Linked DNA regions of Mus musculus: all the other regions are linked to region 2. The links are chromatin loops, found by intact Hi-C in ENCODE. Cell type or tissue: left cerebral cortex. All regions are shown on one strand.

Region 1 (5,000 bases), 170 kb before region 2:
TTGGCTGTTTTAACCAGAAGTGATTTTCCCCAGGGGACACTTGGCAACGGTAGGAGATACCTCTAACTGTGAAAACTCTCTGAGGGACATAGCACTCGTGCGTGCTGGGTGGAGCCCGTAGGTAGCGCCGAATGTAGGATAAAGCACTGGGTACCTCTTTCCTTCTCTGCTCTCCACGAGTGTTCTTAGGGCTGAGGTTGAGAACCACTCTTTCTAGCAGAACCACTGAAATGGAAGTCCCAACAACACCCCAAAGGCTCTCTAAGTGGGGGAGGGGGAGAGGGGGGGAGGGGGGAGGGGGAGGGAACAAGGCCACATATTTCCGGGTTAACACCACCAGCTACGCATATATTCCGCAATGTTTGAAAGAATTTGAAAGGCCATTTGTTTCGTTGGACTTGAAGGAGCCAAAATTCGTGAGCCGAAAGAGCCAACATTTGTTCCGTGGTAACATTTTCATTGTCTACCAATCACAGCATCTCTACCCATCATCTTGTTAAAATCTCTTACAGTGGAGCCGTGGAGATAACTCGGCAGGTTAGGTGCTTGCTCCGCAAGCTGACATGTATTGGATCCCCGAACAAGTGGATATATATCGGATCCCCAGAACCAACAGAGATGGGGGACAAAGAGAATCATCACCATAAGTGTGTCACCTGACTGCCACATGCACATTTCCCACAATTATAATAATTAAAAACAAATAAATGTCTTGCCTAATGTGTAGTATTGAGATCCCTTCCTTTGTCTCCTAAGGATCGTTTACCCTGCTAAGACACAGTCATGATTTCCGTTTTTCTTTTCTTTTTAGTTGTTAGTGTGTGCCTTTGTTTTTATTCTTCTAGAAGAGAGCCTAGAAGAGAGCACAGAGCTGCGGGGAGGCCCTGCTCTGGTTCACAGTGATGTCTACTTCACCATGGTTACCACCCGGCACCTCTGACAACCTCCTGCTCTCTTTAGTGCTTGTAAAGGAAATTCCCATGTTTAATATTAAAACAGGAGATGAACTTGACCTGACAAGGGTTTTTGGGCACCAGGAAGCTAAGCACAAAGGAAATCTTTTGGGGGGGGGAGGCAGATTTTTACCCCCACGGGAGTCAGAACACAGCAAAAGAGAAATGCAAATTACAGAGGCAAAAAACACCTACCAGATTACAGCAGGCAGACTTTGAACAGAGAGCAAGGCTATCTACACCTGCTAAGGATTTAGTCTAGAAGTAAAAGGAAGTCCTGTTTTCTTCCTGGTGTCTGCTGTGTCTGGTAGTCTGGGGCCTAGAGAGTCTGACATTCTCGCTGAAAGCACATATGGAGAAGAAGAAAGCTCTATCATTTGTGCCAGAAGCACCCACTTTCTTTGCCAGCTCCAAATGTCTCTGTTAGTAAGATAAGGACAATTCTGCCTTCGTATCAAATGCTGGCTGAGGTAGAGAAGGTTCTGTCTGTCAGATACATGTATGTTCTTTCCCATCTTGCTTTTTTAAAAAATTTTAATTCATACTATGTTTCATTTCATTCCTGTATTTCAAGATTATAAATGTGCGACTCTCTGGGGGTTTTTCTTTCTTCCTCCGGGTGTCTTTGCTGGAATCATGACTAGCCACGCTGCCGAGGGTGCGTGGCAACAGAAATGTGTGCCGAGCTGAGAGAAAGGACCTCGGCATTAGCCTGGCACCTGCTGACCTCTGACTGAGTGTCACAGGACAAGTCACTTTTCTGCCATCTTACTACAATTAGGACTGTACCAAATGACCTCTAAGGACTTGCTTACAGCTCAAATACTCTCTGGCTTTTAAATCTTCTTTTATGTGCACTATAACAGCCATGCAGCAACGACAAATTTTCTTCATGTGCCTATTTTATAGCCATTTTATGGGATTATAGCATATGTGTGCTCATATGTGTGTGCGCTTATATGTGTGTCTCTCTGTTACCCCCCCAACACACACACACACACACACACACACACACACACACACACACACACACACAGAGGATTAGTGGTAACCACTGTAGATAATATAAGTGTAATAATCTGTAAATACAACTTGTACACAGAGGATGCCAGGGTATTTAGATGCCTCTGTTGGAGAACACATGTAAGCATCCATCACAGGTATAAAATAGCATCCTCTGAAATGCCATTTCTTCCTTCCCCCAGGACAGATAAAGCGCCTGCAGACTCTCCGACCAGCCACTGAAACAGCCATGAAAAACCTCACGCTTTTCTAAAGCAGGACAAAGCTTTGAAGCTTCAGCGTCTGCTCCCCAGCATCCCCTGGCTGTGAGGAGGACAGCATTTCCCTAGTCAAAACAGCCTGGCTCTATTTATAGTGCTCACGTCTCCAGATAATAAACGGAACTCGCGGGCTATGCTCAGATCGCCTTCCTTCAGCCACCCCACCACTTAGCACAACGCCCACAATGAAAAACAAGGTCTACAATTTGGAGCCGTGGCTCTAGTTAATTACCTCAGAGGAGACAATGACCACCCTATACTTGAAGAGCCAAAACCCGGAAAGAGTGTCTGATACCCTTTGTTTGCCTTGGGTTTTTAGCATCCCTCTGGCTAGTTCACTGGGCTTGGTGGGTTTTTTGTTTGTTTGTTTGTTTGTTGTTGTTGTTGTTGGGGAGTAGGGTGGGTATTTCTTTAAATGATTCTAGAAATATCTCATCTCCGTGGTTGGAGAGAGGCTGTGTTCATCAGCTAGGTAATGTTCTTAGCAGATAGCGCTTTAAGTAAGGACAGCAGACAATACAGCTTCCACGGAGACTACTACAATTCCCTTCTATTCTTTTTCAAATGTTAAGTTTGTATTAGGTTATTTAATAGACCACAATATATTCAGTAGGTACAGAATCCATGGCCCCAAATGGCTGCGTTTTAATTCTATCCTTCTAGTCTGTTTTAACTAAGACGTTTTCTCCTGTGCATATAATCTTCATTATCATAGAAGTTATTTTTAATTTATAATTAACATAGTCTCTGTCTCATCATGTATGCCTTGATCGACTTGGACCCTCCAGACACATCTTATCTGGTACCACGTTGGCTGGGTCCTGCAGTTCTCCAAACATACAGTAGGTGTCTATCTTAGCCTTCCTTATCCCTTCACTTTCTTTTCTAGTCCCTGACACTGGGATATAGTGCATAATTCCAAAATGGCAGCTTTTTGAAAATTCACCTTGATTATCAGACATTAAAAGTGACTCATCCCGCAGTGACTGTCTGGCAGAAGGGATAGGATCAGACAGCAAGACAATGAGGGGACTGGGAACATTAGCGCACTAGATTACAGAGCCATCAAAAATACCTTTGTTCTGTCAAAGATCCAATCATTTGCTAGTTGTGTTCTGTGGAGGAGAAAGAAGGGGGGAAAATCCACCAAACAAACAAACAAGAAAATTCATCTGAGAATTAAAAACCTCCTCAGATCTCTTTATCCTAAGTGGGGAAGGGACGTAGCTGATGATCCATTTCAAGAGCAGGCAAGGTGGAGCTGCGTCTGAGCGGGGAATCTGTATGTAGCAGCTTTTCCCCTCAGTAGCCATCACACTTTGCTTATGACCTTCTGCCCTTTGCGTCTCCGGAAGAGCGGAAACTGCCAAGTTCAACAGGGCTTGGTTTTGTCTGTGTGTCTGTACTGAGCCTGACTCACGGTGGAACAGTTAGAAGGAATGATCGCACAATTAGAGCGTTTTCATTCAAAGCGCAGCTTCTGATTTCCATCACGGTATATTAGAAAGCTAAGCAAGACATGTGTGATGGGCTAGAGGGGCAGATGCTGAGGGAAGCTGTTGGCAGCAGGCTTTCCACAAGCATCCAAACAGGCGTCTGTAAAATAGCAGAAGGAGCCTCGCAGAGACCGTGGATTCTGTATCAAGCATGTATGTGTGTCTCTGTGTTCAAGGGGGAGAAGGGACTGGGTGGGCAGTAGTGTCCTTTTCAGGGAGCCCTTCTTAGGGAGCTGCCCAGGCAGGTGAGAGGAGAGTGAGATGTCCTGAATCTCGGAGCTTCTCATCCCCCAAGAGACGGAGAGGCCAGATGGGACGTGGGTGTCTGGCTTCCTTCTCCCTTTCTTAAAAAAAAAAAAAAAAAAAACCAAAAAAAACCCACAATTTCCATCATTTGTCTATGAACTCAGAGGAGGAGTTTATCAGTCATGGAAAATGCCCCAAAGGGGCTCAGATCAAAGGCAGACTTTGAAATGTGTACTTAGGTGGATCTCCCTGCCAAATACATTAATGTGATTAAAACACAAATTCCATTGGCAGTTATTCCATCTGTTTAGGTGATGTTGGTTGGCAGTGCCATGTACCGGTCAATGGTGGCCTTTTACAGAGGAGTGCCGAGTGAATTTAAATGCTCTGCCGCACACGGATGCTACCTGCCGCGCTCTGGGAGGATTTGGAGGTCTTATTTGCTGGCAGGGCAGGGGAACCAGCTGCTGTCACACCACACAGGGATCTAGTGATAAGAATGGCTTCCTGTTCACTGCCGTCTCGCAAATGGATTCGTGAAAACAACTCGTTGTGATTTTCTAGGTGTGGTTGGTACACGGGGGCTTGCTACTTCTTGTATCCTCCCCCCTCCCCATTCTTATTTCTGCCTTCAGGTACAGAGCACCTCCATGACCACCCCCACCCCATTTATTACGTCGAGCATCAGTGAGTACATTGCTTTATGGATGGAAGGAGACAGACTCAGCAGAACCCAGCACATACTCAGACGCCCAGTATGTTTCTTTGGATTCACAACACACTCCTTGAGCATGGTGAAAGAGAAATCTATATAGTTTAAAGATCTCTGCCTAAACCTGACCAAGAGATTAAAGGGGAGGGCTAAGGGGGAGGGCCCAGACCAATCTCCACACACCAGCACGCCTAACAGAGATAGATTTCTGTGTAAGTGAGTGGGGGGAGAGAGACCTGTGCGCTGGAGTTTTCCATCAGCGGAATGTTAATGAGCCCTAAAGGTTACCTCCCACTCATTAACAAACAGC
Region 2 (5,000 bases):
TGAAGCCCCTTTACAAGATCCACTATGGGAGTGGAGGAGGAGGAGGAGGAGGAGGAGGAGGAGGAGGAGGAGGGATGCCACACACACAAGTACAAACTTGAAGGCAGAGAGATTTGGAAGGGGCTACCAGGCAAACCCTGGTGGCATGATGCTGAGGAGCAGAAGGGAAAAGAGCCTTGTCTCTATGTTTTAGGTGCTTAAGGAAAAAAAAAAAAAAAAAAGACATCCTGCAAAAGGGTCTGAGGGAAGCGGCTGGTACTCACGGTTTCTGCGTTGCTGTGAATCCTGAAGGTGTTCTGTTGGCACCGGGCGCTGAGCCAGGGGCAGGCGCTGGAAACAAAAGGGAGACACACACACAAAAATTAAAGTCAATTCAATGGGAATATTAATTGCTGCTCTTGTGGATTTTACAAAACACACAAACTGTTTTCATTTTTGTTCTTTTTCTTTTTTTTTTTTTCTTTTAATTGTGGATTGGCGCGTGCCCCTTTCGCATGGAATATACAAGTAGTTTGGGATTTACAGTCCAGTTACGGGACTCAGGATTAACTGCGCTGGCATCTTTTGGGCATATCCTTCCTTTTAATGAATAAGCTTTCGCTGTTAATGAGGAATAATCGTTTGGCTAATGAGCTTTGAAACATTAAGAGAAAAGAGGTTTTTTCCCCCCGTTAATCGCTCTGGTGCGACTGCATGGATGGATTACAAAAGACAGCACTAGTGCAGTACAAAGGTTGGGGGAGCTCCTTGGGAGTGGGAGAAGCACCGAGTGGGAGATGTGCCCCTGCATCTCTTCTTCCTTCTCTCTTTCCCCTCTCTCTGCCAACTGCTATGGGTTTCCATAACTCCGCAATCGAAGTGGATGGTCGGGAAGGATTATTATACAGAGTAAAGCCTCCGCTGTTAATGTCTCCAGTGTTTAATCATCATACAGTAGGATGGTTTTATGCATATTTCATTTGCATATCATTAAACTACGTTAGCGAGGGGGCACCCAGAGCCGAGAGGAGCACAAAGTTGGGAAGACAGGGAAGGAAAAAGAGATTCCCTATGATGCTTATCTTCAAACGGGGGCTTGTTCCTTCCATGATGTGTCTTCTGCCTTTCTAAAATCATTATGACTTGGAAACCTTTGAAGTTGGATACAACCTTGGATTCCTCTAATTCCTGCAGAGCGGTATATTTTTAAGATCGGCAGCAATGTCCCTGCACTAGACAATTAAAGGAATATAAACTCCAGTGGGCTGAGACTAGTAGCTCTTTGGGGAACACAGTGGCAGGAGCTTCTACAAATACCAACACTTAAAAAAAATCATAATAAAGAACGTCATACCAAAAACAAAGAAAGAAGACAAGAGATTTTAACATGTGGATTATATTTGTTTTGTTTGGGGGGTAATAAGCTAAAGAGAGTGAAGAAGTCATTGGTAATTTATCCCCTCATTAATGAAGTCACCCTTTTTATTTGTGTTTGTTTTTGTCCTTTAATTGTGAAGACCGGTGCTGTCGCAGTTTTGAAGAGGTTAACCAGTTATTGTGTAGCTCTGATCTTTCCCCCACCCCACACCTGACAGAAAAGAAAGGTGGTGGTTCGGGGAGTTGTGAGTACTGGGGATGTCTGGGGGGAAGTGGGAAATACAGTGAGTTCTTTGTGGATCTTATACATGCTCAACATATTAATTGAGGGCTTTTAAAGTTCCCTCAATAGGCTATTTCATTCTTGGTAAACCAGCAGCTGGTTAGCCACTGTTGGTGACTCTTCAAATATCACTTTAACGATTTTTTATTCTGTTGCCGTCCATTTTTGTTTTGTCCGTAGCCAAGAAGGAGAATGTAATACCGCTCTTTCTTTACCATGCCCCTTCCGTCTTCTTCGTGTCCTATTTTCGAACTGTGAAACGGTGTTGGTTTAATATTGAATCCTGGTGCACGGCATAACTGCACAACTTGATTTGGAAATGAGACACTGGCTTATATTTAAATTATCTCCACTCCTCCCTTATCCTCCAAAGCTTTGTCTCTGCTATGAATATTCAGATGAGACATGATGTGATTACACTGTACAATTACTCCTATCCACAGTGGTGGCAGGCGCTGCTGGGGAGAAAGAGCCTCCAAGCTAGTGTGGAGTTTTGTTTTCGGTATTTTTTTTCTCCTATCTCCTGGCACCTCGGCACATGCAGATGTCGCTGTTGTTCTTTATAAAGCTCTAATGACATGCAAAGGCATAACGACTTGGTTTGGATGCAAAGCATCAACTGAGTGTTATGGATGTCTTTAAGAAAGAGAAAGAGAAAATCCTGACTGAAGGAATGTCCACATAAATTATTTTTATTTAAATGAATTCAAAGGATGGGGTGAGGGCAAGTGAGGAGTCACATGGAAAACATGCATAATATTAATATGCACAAAGAATTCTTACCGAGGACAAGCGCCTCACTACAGCTCATGGGACAAACAGGTTCATTAGGAGACAGCTCTGAGCGGCTACGGCATTTTGGTATTTTGATTTTTTTTTTCCCCTTAGTTTAAACGAAGAGTCAGACAGATGTGCCTTCTTTGCATGAGAGCATTGAGATGGATCCAATCTGTGAAATTTGCTGCCCAAATAGCATTTCTAATGGAACCTGGGACTAAACAAGGGCTTGGATGTGGAAGGGAGGGGAGAAGAGAGAACCCACGAAGAGGAGGCTACTCAGCCACTGCGAGGCTTTTGGTAGCACAGGAAGCTGTCAGAAGCCATCTTTGCTCCACTGGTCCCAGGTGTGGGCTCCAGATCCAGAGAGCCATCAGGGTTCACCAAGATGAACACTGAGCGGGCCCTTGTAGGTCTGAGGCAGAGGAAAGCGGCAACAGCAGCAGCGGCTCGGTGCCTACCCCCCTACCCCCTCAGTGGTCTTCAGCCCAGAAGCCAAAAGCACAGCTACTCCTTTGGGATGCAGTAGATTGCCTCCTGGTCCAGGTATTTGTGGAAGAAGGAATATCTTGGTGCTATCGAAGAGTGCGTTGCTAAAGAGCAGACGGCATCATCCGCTGCTTAAGGAGGCCTGATAATTGCGGTGCTGGTTGGTTCTCAGGGTAATGATGTCTTCTGGGCTTCTCTGACATTTCGGAGTGCTGGCATTAGGAGTCTCCATTCAGTGCATGTTTACGATAGACAGAGGTAGGCAGACAGCGACTGAGTCTGTTGGGTGGATTCAGAGCTAGTAACATATTTGTACCACTTCTCAGGTTTCAAAGGGGTAGCAGAGGGTGAAGCAAGAAGTTAGATGGAAGATTTTGTTGATTTTCTTGGCCAGGTGGATAGTCCAAAGTACTTTGATAAACGGGTTAAATTTATATCTTTTGTTTAAATTATCTGAACAAAGTCTAAATTTGATCTGTATATCTGCACAACTTTTCTACTTAAGGCTGGCCTAGAACAGGTCCAATTGTAATTATGTTATAAATTGTGATTTTTCACCTACAATCTCCATAATTTCCATCACACACACACACACACACACACACACACACACACACACACACACACACACACACACACTCTTCAGCTATCATGGCATGTAAGTGTTGTTACAGTATAGCAAAGTACAAAGAATGGAGAATTAAGGCTCTTTGGAAAATTTCTATTTAATCTTAATTATTCTAGCCTCTAACCTCTTATTTCTCCATTGCCAGAATTGTGGGTGTTAAATTTGGAAATAATGCACGTAAAGGACTTGGTGCAGAGTCTGTAAATAACACATCTTAAATACATGGTAAATTTTGTTATTGCTATTGTTGCTATTTTGGTGTATCGTTTAGTATTTGAGAGAGTTAAAAGAAAAGGGAAATGTTTACTTCTTAGCTATACAAGGTATCGTGAGAAAGATTAACTAGGCACATAGAGTAAATGCTGCCCTGGCATACGTGGGTATGAGCTTCAGTCTGACTTCCGACTGCAGATCATTTATGTGGTATTTACTTTACTCCTCTCAAATGAATATATATGCCAGTCATGTTGGTGACATCTGTGGTCTGATAAGAGTTCTACCCTAGTTTGTGAGAAGGGCACAGGACTGAGACATGGTCAACATTTGATCCCACTGATAAGGCGCTGACCAAGTCAGTCTTAAAAAAAGAAGTTCTACTCAAAATAGTAAGGACATTAACTATGTTCAGTTATCCATACCTAAATAATTCATAAAGGGATAGTCTCTTTCACCCCCAGACTCTTCATAAACCTTATTCACAAATCTGTAATGACTGCTACTGACTTCCTGTTCAGCTTCCCAGATGGTAATAGCTTGCTCAGATTTTAATATATTAGCATACTTTTAAAAATGCAAATTATAGTTTTTACAGATTCCTTATAATTTTCTGTAAACACAATCCATCCATCTCTGCACGGCTGTTATCTTCATTCCCAGCAATCACACACATTCGTTCTTTCTCATTTAGCTTACCTCATGAATGAGGCCATGCAGCTCAACTCTGCAGAAACTGAATGGGTGTGTGTGTGGGGGGGGCGAGAACGCTTGCTTTGTTTCCGGTGTTAGGGGACACCATTGCTTGTTTGATGACTTACTGTAGGCTTTCATTTCTCGCCACTAAGACACATGCTCTACGTTGGGTTTCCTTGTGTTCCTCGTCACCAAGAGTGTTGTTTTTTTTTTTCCCTTTTTAAATCACGAGTGATTGCTAAGCTTTGTGAAATGATCTTGCTTCCACTGAAACAAGTAAGAGCTTAAATAAAGCTGTTAGCACAGCAAATTATGATGATTGATTTTCACTGTTAAACGAGCCCTGCAATCCTAGGACAAATGTCACTTTGCTACGATGTACTTATCCTTTACATAGTATGATGCATGACTTGTTAGCATTTCGTTAAGGATTTGTAAATCAATGCGAATGAGAGATATTAGTATATGATTTTTCTTGTAATGATTTTGGTACTGTTACCAGGGTACTGCTGGCTTCGTAAAATGGGTTGGTGAGAATTCCTTCTCCAGTATATTCTG
Region 3 (5,000 bases), 530 kb after region 2:
CCCCCCACACACACACACACACACACTCATTTCAGAATCTTTCTATGACTGAGCATCTGTCTCCAGACTCCTCTCAGCCCACCTCTGTTCCCTGTGTTCCACGTCTGGATTTAGAATCCCAGGCTGCCAGTGGATGTTGTGATAACAAGAACCAGGCTTCCAACTCCCTACTGCAGTCTCTCTCTCTCTCTCCCTCTCTCTCTCTCTCTCTCTCTCTCCCTCCCTCTCTCTCTCGATCAGGTTACCTCCGAAGGTCTATGCTTTCCTATTTAATGCAGTCTGGGCCACAGCACTCCAGCCCAGCCCACTGGAACTCGTGATTTTTAGGGTTTCCCTTGAAACCTATCCAGAAACCACAGCCATTAAAAGAACATGAAGGTTTGACACCTCCTGAATTTAGGAATGAGGGGACTCTAGGGGCCAACTCTACAAACTGGGCACCTGCTGCCTGATGGCAAAGAAACAGTTACCCCCAGCTATGGGTGAGCTTCAAATTAGACTCTTATTTACTTAGTGACTCGTCACCAAAGATCTCAAAGCACGAAATGAAGTGAGATGAAGATGACGTGTAACTTCCTCACCATCTCTCTCCCAGGCTTAAGTCTGGTTTCCTTGCTGTGTCTTGATGCCGTACACCAAGCAGGCCCTGGCCTTCCCTGCCTTCCAGATGGGAAGCCTATATGCTCTGGGGTTTATATATCAGTGGCTCCAAGAGAGTCTTCAGAGGCTGATAAATGAGAAAATGCAAGGGGTGGAGGGTGGGGGGTGGGGTGCCCTCCTGGACTCACCTGCTCTCCGGTCACCTTTAAACCAGTTTAGCACACTGGGTACCACCACTAAGGCTGGCTGCTGAAACTCCCTTTGAGTGTGCCATGTGGGCTGTGGGCTCTCCCCTGAGGGTAAGATTTCCCATCACCATCATCATTACATAGGTACGCACAGGACAGAAAAGGCTGTTATCCAGAAAGCTTGTTTCTCTCTAAGCCTACAAAATGACTTTGAGTTGGATTTTGTTTTGGTTTTGTTTTTGGTTTTTTTGTTGTTATTTTTCTTGTTGCTACCCTAACTTGGATATCTCTCCTCTTTAAATGGAGTTTAAAAAAAAAATCTTACCTTTCCTTCGTACTTCCCGCCCCCCAAAATAAATGCTGTACCGGTTCTGGCAGAAGAACAAACCGAAATTAGAGAGCAGCCAGGCCAAGATGATCTCCATAGGTCCCGCCAGCTCTGCCCTGATTCTCTCTTTAATTACTCCCCAAACAGGCACATTCTTCACATTGCTGCAAACTGACCAGCGACTTCTAACACACTCTCACTCTCTCTCTCTCTTTCCTTCATAACCGCCCCCCCCCCCGGCAGCTGAAGGTGTGTTTTAGACCAAAGAATCCAAAGTTCTCAATGGCACCAGTACCCCCAAGTATTAACAAGGTAGGAACTAACCCAAAAGCAGGAGGAGGAGGAGGAGGAGGAGGTCGGGAAGGAAAAGCAAGAGGAGATAGGAGGAAGAACGTACTCTGGTGCCCAGCAGACTCTAAGCCACTCTCTCCCCAGGTAGGTTCCTCCTGGAGTCTAGGAGTTCAAGTGCATCCAAGCCTGCCCTTCCCCCACACGCCCCAAGAGAATGGGAAGTTCAGCCAAGACTCACTCGCAGCACCTGCCTCCAGCGCTAGGCCGGCTGCGAGCGGCGCGGCGGGGGAGGGAGGCTGCACTCACCTGGCACACAAAGCCTCCGTACACCTCAGGAGGAAGGAGGCACTCGGAGGTCCGGGGGCCACCACGCCGGGCAGCGCGACAACGGGAGATTCCAGTGGCAGCGGAGCCCCGAACTTACCCACCCCAGGCGGCATTCTCCCCACCTCCCGCTGCCCCCCGGGCTCGGCGGTGGCGCAGGCTAGGAGCGAGGGGCCTGGCGGCAGGGGCGGGGCGCGCATGGTGGCGGCCCGGGGCTGGCGATCTGCGGGCTGCCCCGGGGAGGGAGGTCCCCCAGGCGCGGCGGGGATTCACCCACGGGGCGCGGCGCTGCGTCCCGGTCCCCGTCCCGGCCTGCCCGCCTCTCTCCTCCTCCTGCGCCGCCCGCTCGCCCGCCCGCCCGCCCGGAATCGCTTTATGTAAATGAAGCTCAACTCGCAGTTTGCAGCGCGCACCGCCCGAGGAAGGGGGGCGGGCGGGGCGGGGGGCCTTCGGGGATCCACATTACACAGCAACAAAGCGGAAGGTTAATTTGAAACTCACAGCCCCGCAGCCTCTCGGCTCCCCGGGCAAAGCCTGACATCTACAGTCGCGCTGGGCGCAGGCCGGGCTGCTCGCGGTGGCCGCGCCCGCGCGCCTGCGGGGACCTGGGGACATAGACGCACAAACACACAGGAGCAGGGCCGGAGCTGCCGGGCCCGGGCTCCCAGCACCAGCCTTGGAGGCGGCCTGGGCCGCACTCGCCTGGGGACAGGAGCCTTGGCTGCCCTGGCCTGCACCAACCCAGGAACCGGCCCGGCAGGAACAAAGCCGCGTCCCCGCGAGGCACTGACCGCACCGCTCATCAAAAGTCAAAGGCCGGCCTGGAAGAAACGGACGCGCCTTCGGCCACCCCCAGTCTCTCCCCCAAAAGAGAAGAACAAGCAGTCGGGGCCTCCGAACCCTGATCCATCAGTCTCTGGGCCCTGTCCACGTCAGAGCCAGGCCACTCTAACATGGGGACTTTAGCCAATGTGGACAGGAATTTATTTGAAACACACACCCATCCTATTAACTGCTTCACAGAGCACTTCTGTTTTTCAGCTGCAGAAACTTACGAAAACATCCCCTACTCACTCACTCTCCATTGAGAGTTTAAGGACAGTTTCTAAGGAGAGGGGGAGAAGAGGAGAGCAAGAAACGACTAGAAAAGGCCAAGCAGCCTGGAACCACCCGCTGTCAGGATCAGGAGACTGCCCTTAGGAGCCACAGAGCATTTCAGACAGGGCAAGAAAGGTGGCCCGGCTCAAGACGATTCTACCACCAGGATCAAACCCAACGGGGCTACCTCGGCTGGTCACAGCGACAGCTGGGCACTTCTAGGTCTCCCAAGGTTCACCTTTGGCGTTCTGTTATGCAAAGGCAGGCCCCCTTGAAATCTCACCGGAAGGCTCCAGTCCTCTCAGACAGAATTCCACCCTCCTCCTAAATCTAGTCTTCATTCCCAGCATAGAAAGACACCTGCTTTTTCTCTTTCTGAAAACCAGCCACCCAGGCTGCCCCCGGCAGCCGCGAGTCTTTTCCTACTGCACAATAATGAACCATGCAAGTGTTAGAAATATAATAAGCTCACCCGGCGAAGAGCAGAATGTATGGAATCGTATTTGCATTAAACACACACTAACAGGGAGGAAAGGGGGAGGCTTGCTTGGTGAAAACTACAGGGCCCCAATGTAGGAAGCATTTTGGTACAATAGAATTCGGTTTCAAATCGATGTAAATACCTAACCTGTTGGGCGCAGTCTGTTACCCTGTCTATATTTTAGCACAAGAAAAAAAAAAAAGATTGCAATCGCCGTCTCCCTTCCCCCACCCCAAGCTAGGACCTTGGGAGAAAAGAGCTGCCTCTGGGGAATCATGTCTGATTAGGGACAAAGGAGGGCAGAGGCCAAATTTAGTCAAACTTGGGGAAGGGGGAGAGCAGGTCTGGGGGGGTTGGGGGAGGATGGGTTTTTGAGCCAGAGTATGGCCTCCATAGACCTGCTTCAGGCTGCCTGACCTCGGGCTCAAGAACAGGTGGTGTTTTCAAAACACACTGTTATTTATGTTAGCCACACGAGTCAGGAACACCTTAAAGAAAACCAATTAATAATTTAATTGAAAAAGTGGCAATGAATAATGCATAAAGACGAGGAGATAGGCAAGGTGGGGGGGGGGAGAATCTCCTCTCAGAAGATGACCCCCCCCTCCAGAAATCTCTTTGGGAAAACAGAGATTCCAGACCCTCAGCCCTCACCTGGAAGCTACAGGCTGAAGATGCAAAGCCAACAGGAAACTGCTTTCCACTCCTGGAAAACTGAATTTTGCAGCTTCCTCATGAGTTTTATTCACGGGACAGCCTCAGAATCTTGTAAGGAGGTGAGTATAGGTGGGGGCATGGGATACACATTTTGACAAAATGAAAGCTAGAAAGGGAAAAAAAAACACCCCACAAGACAGGATCTAAAGTAATGAGAGATCCTGAGGAGGGGGTGGCAGTAGAGGGCCTCTGCCTTGATCCTGCCTCTGTCCCAGGCCCTGGGTCAGGCCTTCTACACCTCAGAAGCCTGACAAGCAGAAAAAAGAATGACCCTGATCCCCTTTCTTTATCTCAACCCTGCAATAACTACATGCATGACGAGGCCTACTCAAGCCTGTCTTTGTTTAGACAAAAATTTAACTTGGAGAGCCACAGGCAGGTAACCTACAGCCTGGAGACCGTCGTGAACAGGATGGACTGTGAAAAAAAAAAAAAGCTGGGGTGCTCCTGCCTCGGGGGTAACTCATTTCCATCCAACCAAAACAAGAGGGAATTCACAAGGCCCACGCTCACATAATGAAACCGTCAATTTCTCCGAAATCCACGTTGCCAATTCTGTCCCCAGACTCAGGACAGGGCAGCTGTCTGATGTTAAACCCAGGCCTGCCCAGCACTGACAGCCTGATATTCTGGGGCAGCACCCAGGACGCAAGGACAAAATAGAGCCACCGCCAGAAAAGGCAGGCCCCTTCACGGGTTTCTCACCGCCCTTTCCTTCCCTGGCCTCAGCTCCCTCACTCGCTCGCTCGCTCGCTCGGCTAGAAAGCCTCACTGACAGCCAAAGGATAAATATTTAAAAATAAACCAGGGAATGCTAGCCCCTTCTCTTCTCCTCCCCTTACCCATTCTCCGAGCCAGAGGTCTGCCCACGAACGCTTGAACGCTTAGCTGGCTGATAAATGACACCTCTCCAACCCAGCCAAACCTGCTTCCCCACCCCCAGACTCGCTCCCCCACCCCCACCCCCAGTGCT
Region 4 (5,000 bases), 1.3 Mb after region 2:
CTCTACCTCCAACAAAGCCAATATTCAGTAAACATTTACTTCAACCAATCAACTCCTGTGTTTTCTTTCATAGTCCCGCCTCAAAGTGGGCGTGGGATAGTTCATTCAGGCCCCCTTATTGTCTAGAAGGTGCTCTTGAGCTACTTTGTAATATTGAGTGTTTATAGGAAGGTTAAATTCTCTTTTCTACCTCCCCGTATAAATTTGTCTGTACATCATATTTAGGGATAAAAGTAGGATCTCTGACAACCGGTTTGTACACAATTGAGATTCGCTGCTACACTACCATTTCCAAGAACTCAGGGACCCGGAGGGAATCTAGACTGCCGGGCATTGGACAAGCCAGGTGAGTTAGACATTCCCTGTCAACTCTGAGGCTGAAGGCAGTGCCGGCAACAAAGCACTGCCTCCAGCCAATCCTTGGAGCCAGGAAGCATCGCTCCAAGTAGAACAGGCCACGCATCTGCTGGGTCACGTGAGGGGAAGACGTGTTACATGGAAAAAGAAACCGGAACAAGTGCAGGAAGAGAGAACAGGCGAAACTACATTCACACGAATCTACCCCAAGCTTCAAAACAGCTCTTATTCCTAAATTGCAGGGGAATCCTCAGAGAAGTACCCATAATTCTCCCTGTATCTCTTAGACAAGGCCTGACTTAGAAAGCAGCATTTGAAAAGGCATTCACAGCCAATTCCCTTCTCTTTGCTTTGCTCATAAACTTAGGAGAAAACGCATTCTGAGACACAGCCCTCGATTCAAATAAACTTCAATGTCAACTCTAGACTCTTGATGTGTTAAATGTTCTCCTAGGTGTTGGTAGCCACAGTAGCTGCCCTCCCCTGTCTTCGATAGATTTGGACATGAAGCCGAGATTTCAGGCAGCAGTTCTTGTGTGAAAAACAAAAACACTGACACGTAAATATTTGTTCCAGGGACCCTTTCCCTGGGTAGACAAACAACTGTCTCTCCACTACTTGCCCAACCTAGATATTCCAGTACCTTGCCAGACCACCAGGTTATTTGCAATTAGGGCAGAATTCTATACAGTTAGCTAAGAGACACAGGAAGGAGTGATTGAAATCGGATAAGGGTCCAGTGACCCTCTCACACAGGCCCGTCCATGAGAGAACATCAGCAGTCTCACGGTAAGGCTCTCTTGTGTTTACGTCAGAGCGGTTCTGATGAAGATGGGGAGTCGGCTTGTTACCCTTAGCCCTACACAATAACATTTCACTGCTTTCTCCTTAAAATCCATATTTAGTTTCCCATAAGACCAACTACAACCCATTGTCCTTCTTTTCTCCATCTGAGAAAAAGAAATCCCTTTGGCTGGCCATCTGAAGGAGCTTGCCATCCATCCTTGCCGATCTTCCAACACTGCTCTGTATTTATTGGCGAGTGGGGATTTCAAGACGGTCATCCAACAGAGGGATAGGGATGAGTCTTCAACATGGGTAGTGTTTTAAGTCCTGATGGTTTACCTTCTTGGCACGAATGCACAGAAAGCCACTCGTTAGCGGAGTCAGCTCGGCACGTGTCCCTGTTATGCCAGATTTGAGCCATCATGCCATAGCCTGCCTAAGAAAGAAGAAATGCTAGGATCTCGGGCACCAGGAATGAGCAGCCTATTAAGGTCTGAAAAGCTGTCATGCACACTGAAAAGGACTTGCATCAGCCACCCAGGATATATTTTAAACCGCTTGTCCACAAGAAACCTTTAATAACACAGCCTTGCTCTGTCTGGTGAGAGGAAAGGCAATTTTACTTCTTCTATTAACCCAACGTGATTACAATGGCTTATTTCATGGAATATTAAGTTCAAATTCTGCTCCCTAGGAGGACAATAAAAAAGAGAGAGTATGTGTGTGTGTGTGTGTGTGTGTGTGTGTGTGTGTGCGTGCATGTGCATATGTATGTATGTGTGTGTATGTGTGTGCGTGCTTATGGCTTTGCCCTAAATAGCCACAGGACCACAGATCCTTGTTGCTTTAAGGCATCCAAGTCATTGTTTACCATAACTCGGTGATGGTGAAATAAATGAATGGCCAAATAATAACCAGAAAGAGATGACAAGATGGGAAGCAAATGTTTATCTTCAGAGAGGGACCGCGTAGCAAAGCACATGACTGTCCAAGTGCTCATTGGAAACCTTTGGCAGCAGGGGGTCTCATGGTGAGATGTGCCTAGGCTAGCCCTGCCAAATCAATACTCAGGTCGAGAGGTAGCTCACAGCTTCAAAGCACCTGAGCCAGACAGCATTGCGACTCCCACGGCTCATTTTTACTGCAAATGTCTAACTACGTAGGTAGGATGAGAGCTACGGTTAGCTACCCAATAATCCTAAGAGCCAGTAAGTACCCTCTCCCTGGTTCCCAGAAACCGTGTCTAACACTTGTTCTTAATGGCTTCCAGTCTCCATCCAAAATGGCTCCTTCCTGTCCTTCAGCTAAGCACATGGGAGATAGAAGAGAATCCTTTCAGAGGCAGGGAGGCAGGAAGTACACTCTCCTTGGTTAACGTGCACGATTTGAATCAGTGCGTGGAATGACAGAAGTTGGGCAGTTATCTTTAAGAAATGAAGTTCCCAGCATTCCTAGCGTGAAACCAATTCTCCATCTGGGGTTACCACAGACAACGTTAATTTCATAGGATGGGAGCCACAGAGACTTAACTAGCCACAGTGTCTGTCAGCTACGGTGGTAGTAATGATGGTGGTGGTGGTGACCAAATTAGCCAGGCCTACACCTCACTGGGAAACATCCAAGTCATGAGAAAAAAAAAAAAGAAGAAGAAGAAGAAAGGTTTTTAAATACATGAGAAAGAAAACCCTCTCTGTCTCTCTGTCTCTCTCTCTCTGTGTGTGTGTGTGTGTGTGTGTGTGTGTGTGTGTGTGTGTGTTTTGTTTGTCTTTTTTTTTCTATAATGGCAATTTTAAGATAAATCCAAGCTGAAGGAGCACACGCCAGTGGCTCAGAAATGTCACGTGACCGCAGTCGTGTGATTTGTCAAGATTCTTATTTTTTACAGTGTGTGTGGTGGTGGGGGGGAGGGGAGAATTGCATTTACCTTTAACATTTTTATTCAAGAAATGCAAATGGTAAATGGGATTATAGTCAAAAGTCAATGAACCCAAGGAATGTTGGAAGTTAAATAGTCATAGAAATAGGGCCCTGGCTGTGAAGGGGGTGAGGGAGACGGCGTATGAGTACGATAGATAATGCGTATTTTCACCCTCCTTAGAGGAGCCCTCTGATTGTGGCTCACGTGAGGAGACCATCTGATAAGGCAAGTAAGGCTAAATGGCAAACGGCAAACATCTCGTCCCGGTGAATTTCCTCAGCCCTGACCTTCAGATAAAAATCATACAGAAATCTGCAAAGCCTCCACATACCCAGCACCCAACACTGCCAACATTTTCAGACACAACAACAGCCAGAAGGAAGGGAGAGAGAGAGGGTGGGGGGAAGCAAAAAGAAGAAACAAAGGTACAGCTACTGAAAACAGTTTGCCTTTTGCCTTCAGTGCGTCAGGATTAGGGTCAGCCGACAGAACTCGATGGCTGCTCTCACCATCTCTTCTGCATGTGAGCGGGCACGTGTGCAAAGAACACATGGGCTTGTCTATCGTTTTTATACGTGTATGCAATCAGGTTCAAGTGTGTGGGGAGTTCACAGGAGATATATACATACTGTGTGCATATTTAAGACGGAGGGGGGGAGGAAGACTTCAAACAGTAAAAATTTATTGCACTGTGAAATTAGCTAAAATTATGACAACTGTAAGAAAAAAAATTATGCGGGCAAAATTTGGGTCTGGTGGAAGAATTCTTTGATGTCTGGATTCCAATTTAACCCCCGACTGAGTTCTAAGAATCAAATGAACAAAGTATATCATACAGCCCGAGTCTGCCTGTCAACGCTAGTCATCATTTTTTATTTTATTCTTTCCAGCTGCATGTGTTTACAAGACTCTTCTGACGTTTCCTCCCCTCAGAATGTACACAGTGACTGCTACGGGCAGTTGCCAAATGCATTTGTAAAACAGCTCAACCCCGTGTTTGTTTATTCATTGTGCGTCTCCATCGGTCTCAATAAATATGCACCACTCTAATTTTTTACATTTGCTATTATGTCAGACCTCCGTATATTTGACTTATGTGTTTACGTGTGAATATAAACAACCCGCATTTTAAAAATATCTGAAGGACATGCCGCACATAAAATGGCATATTCACATGCAAAAATTCGCATTGCTGCTCGCTGCTTGACTGTCTAGAATAGATTCAAAGGGGTTGTTTTGTTTTGTTTTAATGATGAGGGTTATACTGGCGGAGTTTTCAAAACATCCCCAAATGTACAAATAATATAAGATTCCTATCTTGATCCGAAACACTGCTTGCTTGCGTGTAACTGAACAGACTCACAAATGCCTGCTTCACACACATTAAGGGCAGTAGTGGATGACAATGGTTACATTGTACTGAAGAACTGCCTGAAGACACCGCAAACAAACACAACTGTACCCTCTTCCCGGGTATACGCCTATCAAGTGAGCTAAGTCCCCAAATATTTTAAGGCAGTTATAAATATTTAAAGAGTTAATAATAAATCTAGGTTGCTTAAAGAATATTTCCAAGTAACATGAAATATTTACTTTCCTCCCCCTACCCACCCACCCCATAAAAAAGATAAGATTTATCACAAAAATGTTTGAGGAATAATCAGCCATTTTGAGCTAATATATTTTAATATTTATACACATAATACATGCTGAATATAAATGATACATGGTGATTTCCCATAGTGTATAGAATTTATACAATTAACCGCAAGATCCAATGGCTTCCAGGCACGTAAGGGGCAAACACACTTACAAGGTTTCACTGATTATTGTTATAAATCTTATAAAGCGTAAAAGCATTAAAGTATATTCTGTTTACACCATTCATTACAAAGCCCGGCATATAAAAATATTATTTTTTTATTAAAAGATTTATATT
Region 5 (5,000 bases), 220 kb before region 2:
GGGTGTGAGTGCTACAGGAGTGGAGGAAGCCGATTCTATAGTACGGACACAGGCCACCCTATTTTAGGACCATCTGAGTTTTATAAAATAACTTCTGGATGTTCATGCTTTAGATCTATAAGCAGCGGCCAAGTTTTAGATGATGATTTGTTTAATAACATGAAGAATAACTTGTTAGACCCTATTTGCTAAGGTTAAAAAGATTGGATATACCACTTCTGGGTGTACACCCAGACAAACCAGCCAGCAATACCTGTTCCTTCATGGCTACTGAAGCATGATTCACGCTAGTCAGCTGACAGAGCAACCATCGATGGATGAATTGATAAAGACAATGTATAGTATATATATATATATATATATATATATATATATATATATATGTATATATATATGTGTGTGTGTGTGTGTGTGTGTGTGTGTGTGTGTGTGTGTATTCTAGAGTACCATTCAGCTGTAAAGGAGAATAAAATCATGCTTTCAGAAGTAAGTTGGGATGAGTTTATCACATTAACGGAAATAAGCCAGACCTGGAAAGACAGATATTGAGCATTTTCTTGCATGTGCCAGGTCTAGATTTTTAAACAAGTCATCAAAGCGAAGTGAACAATTTAGGAAGAGGGTGGGGACTAATTCAGGGTGAAAAGCTAGAGAGGATAGTGAGCAGGTGATAAGATAAACACGTATTACACGTGTGCATGAAAATGTCACCGTGAGACCCGCTAATTTGCATAATTAATATGCGCTAATGAGAACACTGTTGTTAGAGAGAGCACTTGAAGAGTTTTGACATTGCCTATATTCTATTATTCCTCTATCTTTGGGGAAAATATCATAGATTGATAGCTATTATGAAGACTTTTTTTAACCCTTTGTTATGCTCTCTGGGGATGGGAACTGATTTTACATTAGCCTTAAAAAAAAAGACAAAGAATTATACACAGACACCGCAAAACCCCCAAAGCCTTCTGTTGAATGCAAAGCCAAACATCTGTGTCACCCCTGGTTGTACTCAAAGAGCACAGAGCCTCTCACCATCACACACTAACTGCTACCCCCCCCCCATGCTGCCAGGTGGTTCAATATTTTTAATTCCGCGTGTCATTCTAATGTCCCCGAGTGGGAGAGAGTATATGGTGTCAGGTATAGTAATTACCAAGGCCTCTCTTTTATTTGGTAAAAAGCTAGCCAAATATTTTCATTTTATAGTCCGAGGTCTCTTGGAGCCCTTGAAAAATAATGGCCGGTAGTTCTGCAAGTTCATTAAGCGATTCCCTCAAGGCTGGGGAGCGTGCATTGTCTGGCCTGCTGTTTTACATATCGTGCCGGGTTTTTAAGTATTCCCTTACCTGGTTTTGTTTCAACATCTATATTTAAAGGTCTTCATTACTTCCTAATTATCTATGCTCCTGTCCTTTATTTTTTCTTGTTAAAGACTAATTTAAAAGAGCAGTGCAGTCTCTCTGCCACTCAGTCTCCATTAATTTCTCTCCCCCTTTTATTTATTAGTCCGGCTAATGCTCCGCCTCCCCAGTCCAGGCCTTGCCTCTAACCTTCTTAGTGGCATTAACTCATTTATTTGGCTTCCTCTTCTGCTCTTTTCTTTCTTTCTTTCCTCGATGAGCCTTAGAAAAGCCTGCATTCACTCTACCCTCTTCCCCACCCCCCCTCATCCTTTATTTCTGTGGCGGGCTTTCTTCCACCTTCAGATCTTTCCAGCATCCTTTGTCAAGCCGCTCCTTGCATTTTTCATTCAAGACATCCTGGGCTTTGTGGCTTAACTGTGACTAGAAAACTTTGTGCCCTTGCCTGGCGTGCTTTCTGGGCTTCTTAATTCCGCCCAAATTGGATTTCTAAAAACCCCAGAGTTGGTGCGAGTTCCTTCATGTTTCCAATACAGAGATCAGGGCATTCACCTGGACAGCGCATCTCCTGGTCAACAGCATCAAAGATCGCTTTCAGGCAGGAGGGACATGGGATCCAGGCAAATCATTGCTCATGCCTGGGGCAGGATATGGACTCTCTTACACCCAAATGGATCCTCTACCATTAAGTGAAATAGTGGTCCAGACTGTTGACCTTAAACCTAGTTTTCTGGGCTGGGAACAGGCCAGTGAAAGGCACAAGGCCTCCTGTCCGAGGGTGATGCCAGGGAGTACAGATCACAACTTGAGTTCCTCTTAGTCTGTGACTGAGGGAGCAAGTTTAGATGCATCAACCCACTGGTTTCCTGTTGACAGCGTATAGACATTGGGGACCTTAGGACAGCTGCCCTACCATCTGCAGCAGCCATGAAGGCATGCTCTCCAGGTGTGAGGAGAGCACCTGCCACAGAGCTGCAGTTAGCTGACAACTCCCCGCCCCGCCCCTCCGGCTGAGAGTGACCCCCCCTGGCTGGGAGCATCTTCAGAGCTGCCGCGGAAGATGGGTCCATACACCGGTGGTACCAGGGCTCATTCTGGCAGTACAAGGTGCCTCTGTGGGAGAGCGCTGTACCATGTTTCCCTGTTGTAATGTGCTGCAGTTGAAGCGCCCCCCTCTCCTTTTACAGATGCTGGGCCCGTGTAACAGAATGAAGGCTCTTCCCGCTGTCCCATTCCTCGGACCTCTGCCTCTTGCTTCAGATGTCACCCTTCAGATGTCATTCCAGCATCCTGCTTCCTGAAGCACCTGAGCTGATAGAGCTGAGTCTCCCTTTAACCTTGTTAGCCCTCTTCTACCTCCCCCGTCCCGTCTGTCCTGCCTGGCACAAACTCGGCCGTGTGAGAGTTCGCGTTGCTTTACGGAGAACTCAAATGCTGTGTAGGCAACTCCAGACTAAATAAAAATGGAATTAGGGGTCACCTCCAGTTTGGGATTATGTTTACCATTACCCTCATTCATTAATGTGTCTAATTCATCTTACTACAGTTTGATGAAATTGGACAGTTCCCAGGAAGAGAGCTTGTACTTAAACCGGAGCATCACTAGGTGATGCTGCAGCCCCACAGAAAGGCTGCAGTGGGGCTACGCTTGGTCAGAGCCGGCGGCTGGGGGGTTCTACCTTTCTCTGGCTGGGTATGGATGTCAAGTCTGTACTCCATTCCAGAATTCTACTCATCTCCAGATAAGGGGATTCAGGCCTCTAGAAGACCATACTAAATCAGTCTCCACCTCTCCCTTAGAGCTCGTGGATGTGTGTGTGTGTGTGTGTGTGTGTGTGTGTGAGAGAGAGAGAGAGAGAGAGAGAGAGAGAGAGAGAGAGAGACAGACAGACAGACAGACAGACAGACAGATACAGATACAGACAGACAGACAGACAGAAGGAAAGAGAAAGACTGGGGAGAAAGCACAGGAGAAAGAATTTTTGAAAACCCTTGGATTGACTCAGAAACAGACTCTGCAAGTGTTTATCACTCACCCCATACTTCTGGATGGACAGAACATTGAAAGTTCAACAGTATCTTTACCCTTTGCTTCTGGATATGGGAGAAAGATCAACACAAGGGATATTGACACCGCAGGCTCTGTCTAGACTCCCCCAAGAAGAAGCATGTTCAAGCATCGCTTGTGTAAGAGAACACGGAGACAGAGCACAGGGTACCTGGACTGCTCATCTGCTGAGCTTCCCATCATCTCTGCTGAATACAGAACAGGAAGGTCCCTGGCCAGGCTTCTGGCTTCAGTGCTGGCATCTTTGATGCTGCCGCCTTACTTTGCACTTGCAGTCAGCAATCTGCAAGCATAACACCTGTCTTGCAATTCCTCATAGGAAAGCTGCTGAGTGGGACTAAAACTTTAACCTTACACTTCACCTCATGCCCATCGGTGACAGCCATCCATGCACACACTCTGCTTAGAGCAGCTGCATCGACACATTGATGGATCTGTGCTTTAAGAAGAATTTCTTTTCTTATACAGGAAATAACTCCTTGGTGGTATAGAAAATGTGTTCGTATTAGCCGGGCCAAATTCATTCATGCTTCCATTAAGGAATCTCTATAGCTACTAGCCCAATCTTTACATTCTTTAAAACTACTGTTCTAGTTTGTCTTGCCCCTATTCTTCATGAATAGCAGGTCGGAGTTCCCCATAAGACTTCTGGCTCAGTATCTCACAGGGAGACATTAGGATGTCAGTATAATTCCTTTTTAAAGAAAGCTTTGGGTTGGGGCAGTGGCTCAATCAGTAAAGTATTTGCTGCGCAAGTATGAAAGCCCATGCTTGACTCCACAGCATCTCTGTAAACATCAGGCACGGTGGTATGTGTCTGTAATTCCAACACCAGGGAGGCAGAGACAGACAGCATGGTCCTGGGAGCCTGCTACCCAGCCAGTCTATCTAGATAGGTGAGCTCCAGTTTCCTAGAGAGATTCTATCTCAAAACAAAAACAAAAACAAAAACCAAAAAACCAAAAAACCAAAACTGTTTGGAGACCAACTGAGATGCCTGCCATTGTTCTTTGGCACACCTGGACACTTGCGTAGGTATGTGTCCGTGCACACACATACCCACAGACAGCCATAGTATCACTAGCCTGCTCGATGGTCTACGGGCAGCACTTGCCAAATTTAGTTGGTTTTAAGGATGCAGAATCACCTGGAGATTCTGACTCTGCTGGTCTGAGACACACTAGCGATCCATATTTTACACTAGTAGTAGCCTATGGCTCTCACAGCTAGGCAAGGGCAGGAGACACTGCCTTGCTTTACATAATGGGTTCTGGCCACAGAGCTGCATGCGATTGTAACCAGGCTTAGCAGAAGCCACGAGCAAAAAGAGAGTGTGGAGATTTTGAGAGAGAGAGAGAGAGAGAGAGAGAGAGATTGAGAGAGAGAGCTCCATCTGTGAGTCATGGGGTGACCTCACCAGGTAATTGGGCACCCAGGGTCACTGCAGCCACCTGGAAGCTTCTGATAGAGAAAGCTTTGGGGAATCTTTTATTAACATATTTAATATGCCTGACTAAGGGGAAAACATACACAAAGCTAGGAGGCCTTGTTAGCAAGCCATCCCTGCA
Region 6 (5,000 bases), 1.3 Mb after region 2:
CACACACACACACACACAAACCCACCAAGTGGCTTCACGGTCCACATCTGGCTCCCAAACTGTCATTCATTTGCAGGCACAGCAGCTTAAATATTGAAAGCCAATTTGAACTTAAAATATATATATGCATATATATATGTGTGTGTGTGTGTATGCATATATATATATATATACATGATATAATAAATCAAACTAAATATAAGCCTTGGTAACTTTATTTTTAATGACTTTCAAGAGGAAAAAAAATAGGTAAGGGAGAGAGATCAGCTGGGCGGGTGTAAAAATTGTTAATCTTAAATTTCTACAAACCCGAGTGTCAGAGCAAGCATGTACAGGGCATCAAGCATAACAAAAAGAAACGAGGTGGGGGGAAGGGGTCCCCGCACTCGCTTCCTTGAATCCCTCTGAATACATTTCACAATTCATCAGTTTTTGTCTTTCCTGCCTCGAATGAGGACAATCAGACCAGACACCCATTAGATTTTTCATGCATTTTTTTTTCTTGTTCATGACATGTTGGCAGGGAGGATGGCAATTCTGAAATCTTACCAAATGAGAAAAATGTCAGAAGCTGAACTGACAGCTAGTGGTTACTATGGTGATCGGTGATGCTGGGGGAAAAAATAAAATAAAATAAGACTCGGTTAATTCAAAAGGAATCAAGTTGGGTATTTTTTTTTAAGCCAGTTGATAGAGATGCAAACTTAATCCTGATATTGGGACATTATCTTCTCCAGCTAACAGCCAAAGACACCATTTAGCTTAAATAATAACTAAATACATAGCTCGTAATCTTGTGATTAAAAATAATGGAAAGAAACGATATTGATAAATGGAAGTCAAATACTATTAGCAAATGACTATCAGAGAAATATAGTGTATATTTAGTGCAAAGAGGGTTTGGGGTGGGGCTTGTGGGGAGAGAAATGTACAGTTTTAGAAAAATATTTTTATAAGAAAAAGATGGAAGCCTCATGGGGGGGGGGACTTTATGGTACTATAGATTCACTTAAAACACACAGGCACATAAGCCAGGTGTTTTCCTTGCCAATGCTCACCAAGGCAAAAAGAAAGAAATATAACTCTGTTTCAGACCAGTTCATAGAATTCAACTTCTTTCATTTTAGAGGGTATTTACAGAAAGTCTTATTGTGAGGTTTTTTTTAAGTATATTTGTTCTCCGTATCATTTCTCTTTTTTGTTAAAATCAAGTTTCATGTACTGATTGTTCTTCTGAGCTTCTTACCACCGGCATGCAAAATGATAATCTGGCAAGAGGAAGAAAGCAGCCATAGGCATCTTCCCTCAACACCATGCAACAAGGACAGCTGCTGGCTCAAACAACCACTGCTGTTATTTCACTGGTCTAAAAGAAGAAAGAACGTCATGAAGATGACTTTTACAATTAGCTAAAATCATTAATCAATTTTTGGTCTATATGTAATAGACACAGAGTCCCAGATGATTTATTATTATTATTATTATTATTATTATTACTATTATTATTATTTAAAGAGATTTTTAATTAATCAGTTTACAAAGATGTCAAGTGTGCCAGGGGTCAGCCTAAAATGAATGCCACACAGATAAACAATCTCTGCTCCAGAATAAAACTTCATCAAGGTCTCCCTTCACACCCACACGAAACTACTTTGATGATAACGGCAGCTTAGTGCCAAAAAGGTGGGCTGCAGAAGATGAAAGGCAGCTCTCATTCTGAAACAGTGCCATCTGAAAACTTTCCTTGCTTGCATATTTTATCCATGTCCCACACTCCCAGATCTAGCCCATTTTTTTTTCATTTGCTATAGTGACATTAAATTATCTATTGCCACCTTTCCCCACCTTCCCTAAATCAAATCTTTTGAGAGTTACAAGTAACTAGCAAAAACAAGATTCTTATTTATAACCTCAAGCTAGTATTTAATGCAAGGGAGAGGTAGAGGTAGATGTTAGCGAAGAAGAAACTCGGGAGGGGGTATATATATATATATATATATATATATATATACACATACATATACATATATCACACACACACACACACACACACACACACACACACACACACATATATATATATATATATGCAGCACTATTGGCTAAGGGAAGCCCTTCACTGAACAGACTACAATGCCATCTACTGGGAAAGTGAAGCTCGGCCTCATTGCCAAGAGCAAAGCTAGCTTAAAAGGCTTACAGACTGGAGAGACAGGCAGTCTTGCACTTTCTCTGTTGTAAAGGGTAGGAAATCTTTGCATGTATCATACACATATGTATGTGCCTATCATTTGGAACATCAGTCCCCATTATAAACCACTATGTTCTTTCTCTGAGGCAAGCCTCCTCCCAGCGGTTTGGTTTTGTTTTGTTTTTAATTTTCTACCAAGTTCTGCTGTCTTCAGTTCCCTCCATAACAAACAACACCCAGAAACTAGAACCACCAGGGAAGCAAGGGACCTTAGGGTCCATTCCTACCATCTCTAGCTTGTGAATTTCACAAGCTGTTTGTGCTACAACCTACTCTGCAAAATTTTGGGGTTGTTTGGGTTTTTTTTCCTCTGTGAAATCACAATAGGGAAGCCGACCATCCATCATGGTGGAGCTGGGATGAAGAACAGCCAAGACAGAGAGCCTTGGTCCTGTCAGCATCCAGTCTCTGAGTGGTCTTTAGCTGTGTGGGATGAGACTTCCGTGGTGCCTCATAAAACACAGGCATCTGCCCAGGTTCCAGGAGTTCCTCTCCCGTGTCTGCATGCACACCCTCTGCTCGGCCGCACTCTTCCCTTTCATTTCATCCTCCTCGAGACATGATTTTCATGAGAATCATGGAACAGGAAGGATGTTTAGGAGACCACCATCTCAGATTCTGCATACAAAGCCGTTAACGCTAAGGGGAAGAAAAGCTAAGGGGCTAGACAACTCTGCTACACCTCCAACAAAACGAAGCTACATCTTCACAACCGCTTGGGGGAAAATAATTAAAATAAACTCGGTGTATACCCAAAAGTCTCTGCAACATTTTGCAACTGCGGGTACAAACATAAGAAACAGCAGGGATACCCAACTTGCTGTTAGGGTCAAGAATTCTTTATCATGGAGGGTCAGCCTGTGCAGTATAGGATGACAAACAGGACCCCTACTTTCCACTCAAAAGATGTCACTAGCCCCACTACCACCCCATACACATGGTGTAATGACCAGTTAATCTCTCCAGACATTGCACATCGGCTGGGGAGGGGTAGAAACGGCAGAGTCACCCCCTCCCTGTTGGTAACACTACTACAGAATACCATTTAGAGGAACTATAGCTGACTCTGAATCATAGCAATGCATGGAAAGTCACTTAAAAAAAAAAAAAAAAAAACGGCAGAAGACTAGGGTAGAATCAGTGTAAATCTGAATCCAGAAACCTGCATCACGTAAATTCTTTTAACTGTGGGGCCAGTTGGAGATCCTGGCCTTCCCAAAGGCCTCTCTGGACAGTTCTCATGGTGGAGGAAAAGGGGAAGGCCACTTCATGGGTGGGAGCTGTTAGACATGTTCTCAAAGCAGGGGTCAAATATGCCATCATGACAAGGTCTGCAGGCTCAGGGAACAGATTAGAGAGGAGGTAAGAGATGGAAGAAAGTCAGGACTATTTTGGTTTGTTTTGTTTTTAATTATTTTTTTCTATATAAAGGCAAAAATATAAAGTGAAAAAATAAGTAATGTTTAAATATGGGCCCTCTTTTCCCCGTAAAATAGAAAAACCCTGTTATATATAGTATATAACAGGAAAAAGAACCAGGAAATAATGAAATTTTAATTTCCTAAATTGGGAATGCTATTAACAATTTTGTTTATAATTTCAAATACAGTATCAGGCTGTAAGATAAAGAATTGGAAAACATGGGAGGGCCATGGGCTATACATTCAGGAAGGCTAGGAAGCTGGGGATATGGATCAGTGGAAGTGCAATAGCCTACAGCCCTAGCACGAAAAAAAAAGTCAAACAAGCCATATGAGGTGAGCTACTGAAATTTAGAGACGTCACGATCCGGTGCAGAAGAGTATGAATCTGTATTAATCTGAAATGTCTCTAACCGGGTCCTTGCAGGTACGGTTTCCGAGTGAGCTGTATCTGCCTTCTGTCTCTCCCACCGGATGCTGCGCACAACTAGTGTGGCCCACCAGATGCGCATGGCTGCTTCCACTGCCTTGCCATATCTACCAGAAAATCTCCCAGGTTTGCTAGGGAAGTTGTCCACAGGGTTGGAATCCTTCTGTGGGATTCAACCTGGACAGTTGAGCTGCTGTGTCAGGTGCCCTGTTTAGCAACATTTCTGTGTGACACACCAACGAGGCTGAGAATATAAACTGTACAACTGACATTTTTCTTCAGTACTCTAAAATCCTGCATTTTCTTGGAACAGGAGAATGATGTGTGAGAATTAGAACAAACTGAATAGATGCAAAATATATTCACTCAAAAAAAAAAAAAAACAAAAAAAAAAACAGTCCCTGGTGCCACCTTCTATAAGGCTGGTGGCTTTGTGGAGTGTTTCTTTGAAAGAACTGGACCACACATACGCCCTCATTCACAGTGACTCTATACATGAACTGTCTCCGTATTTTTTTTTTAAAAGAAAACTCAGCTTGTGCGGTCGCTGCTAGCTCAGAGAAACTCCCCAACTATTTTCACATTTCATTCACACAGTGGATGGGGGCCACAGTGCAGAGAAGACAAGGCCCTGGAAAAAGAGTTCCATTGGTGGGGACACACAGAGAAGTCTCTCTCTAAGGTGCTGTAATGAGTTTCTTAAATGAAGCTCGATCGCTAAAGCAGTGTACATGGACCCAGGAAGCTTTCTGCAAAAGATTATTCTTACACACACATGCACACACACACACATGCACATGCACACATGCACACACACATACACGCACACACACATACATGCACACACACATGCACACACACACATGCACACACACACACACACATGCACGCACACACA

The links. Peaks named below come from ENCODE experiments on the same cell type or tissue, not always from the same donor. Only the 100,000 strongest peaks of a DNase experiment are listed, where the experiment ranks them.
Region 1: it touches region 2 in a loop (10-fold over the local background); 6 of 42 quality-filtered maps call a loop at or near these places.
Region 3: a loop joins it to region 2, with 2.2 times the contacts of the local background. A loop is called at or near these places in 5 of 42 quality-filtered maps.
Region 4: it touches region 2 in a loop (4-fold over the local background); 2 of 42 quality-filtered maps call a loop at or near these places.
Region 5: it touches region 2 in a loop (8-fold over the local background); 2 of 42 quality-filtered maps call a loop at or near these places.
Region 6: a loop joins it to region 2, with 26 times the contacts of the local background. A loop is called at or near these places in 2 of 42 quality-filtered maps.

What each region holds. Positions count from the first base shown.
Region 1 is chr8:109,415,509-109,420,508 of GRCm38, reverse strand. It overlaps a transcript of Pmfbp1 not described here. Among named protein-coding and RNA genes, the nearest start is that of Gm35145, 43 kb to the left of the region's middle. In left cerebral cortex, CTCF peaks have their summits at 2,258 and 3,062; DNase peaks (open chromatin) are centred at 2,287, 3,080, 3,947, 4,749 and 1 more place; H3K4me3 peaks cover 203 bases; H3K27ac peaks cover 3,388 bases.
Region 2 is chr8:109,245,187-109,250,186 of GRCm38, reverse strand. It overlaps D030068K23Rik (RIKEN cDNA D030068K23 gene), which reads right to left. Exons shown (of 10, transcript NR_126329.1): 9 at 264-330. 4922502B01Rik (RIKEN cDNA 4922502B01 gene) reads left to right here and starts at 442. Exons shown (of 5, transcript NR_151498.1): 1 at 442-1,427. In left cerebral cortex, a CTCF peak has its summit at 2,186; DNase peaks (open chromatin) are centred at 295, 769, 1,689 and 2,125; H3K4me3 peaks cover 2,430 bases; H3K27ac peaks cover 1,563 bases.
Region 3 is chr8:108,712,044-108,717,043 of GRCm38, reverse strand. It overlaps Zfhx3 (zinc finger homeobox 3), which reads right to left and starts at 2,400. Exons shown (of 10, transcript NM_007496.2): 1 at 1,714-2,400. In left cerebral cortex, a CTCF peak has its summit at 2,298; DNase peaks (open chromatin) are centred at 119, 1,734, 2,314 and 3,031; H3K4me3 peaks cover 1,498 bases; H3K27ac peaks cover 937 bases.
Region 4 is chr8:107,959,645-107,964,644 of GRCm38, reverse strand. No RefSeq gene overlaps it. Among named protein-coding and RNA genes, the nearest start is that of Gm39242, 130 kb to the right of the region's middle. In left cerebral cortex, no CTCF peak of the experiment used is centred here; no DNase peak of the experiment used is centred here.
Region 5 is chr8:109,465,703-109,470,702 of GRCm38, reverse strand. Gm39246 (a long non-coding RNA gene) reads left to right here. Exons shown (of 2, transcript XR_879182.3): 2 at 2,552-2,843. It also overlaps a transcript of Pmfbp1 not described here. Among named protein-coding and RNA genes, the nearest start is that of Gm35145, 7.0 kb to the right of the region's middle. In left cerebral cortex, a CTCF peak has its summit at 2,969; DNase peaks (open chromatin) are centred at 3,008, 3,782 and 4,768; H3K27ac peaks cover 36 bases.
Region 6 is chr8:107,953,237-107,958,236 of GRCm38, reverse strand. No RefSeq gene overlaps it. Among named protein-coding and RNA genes, the nearest start is that of Gm39242, 120 kb to the right of the region's middle. In left cerebral cortex, a CTCF peak has its summit at 2,167 (motif pointing left); a DNase peak (open chromatin) is centred at 2,163.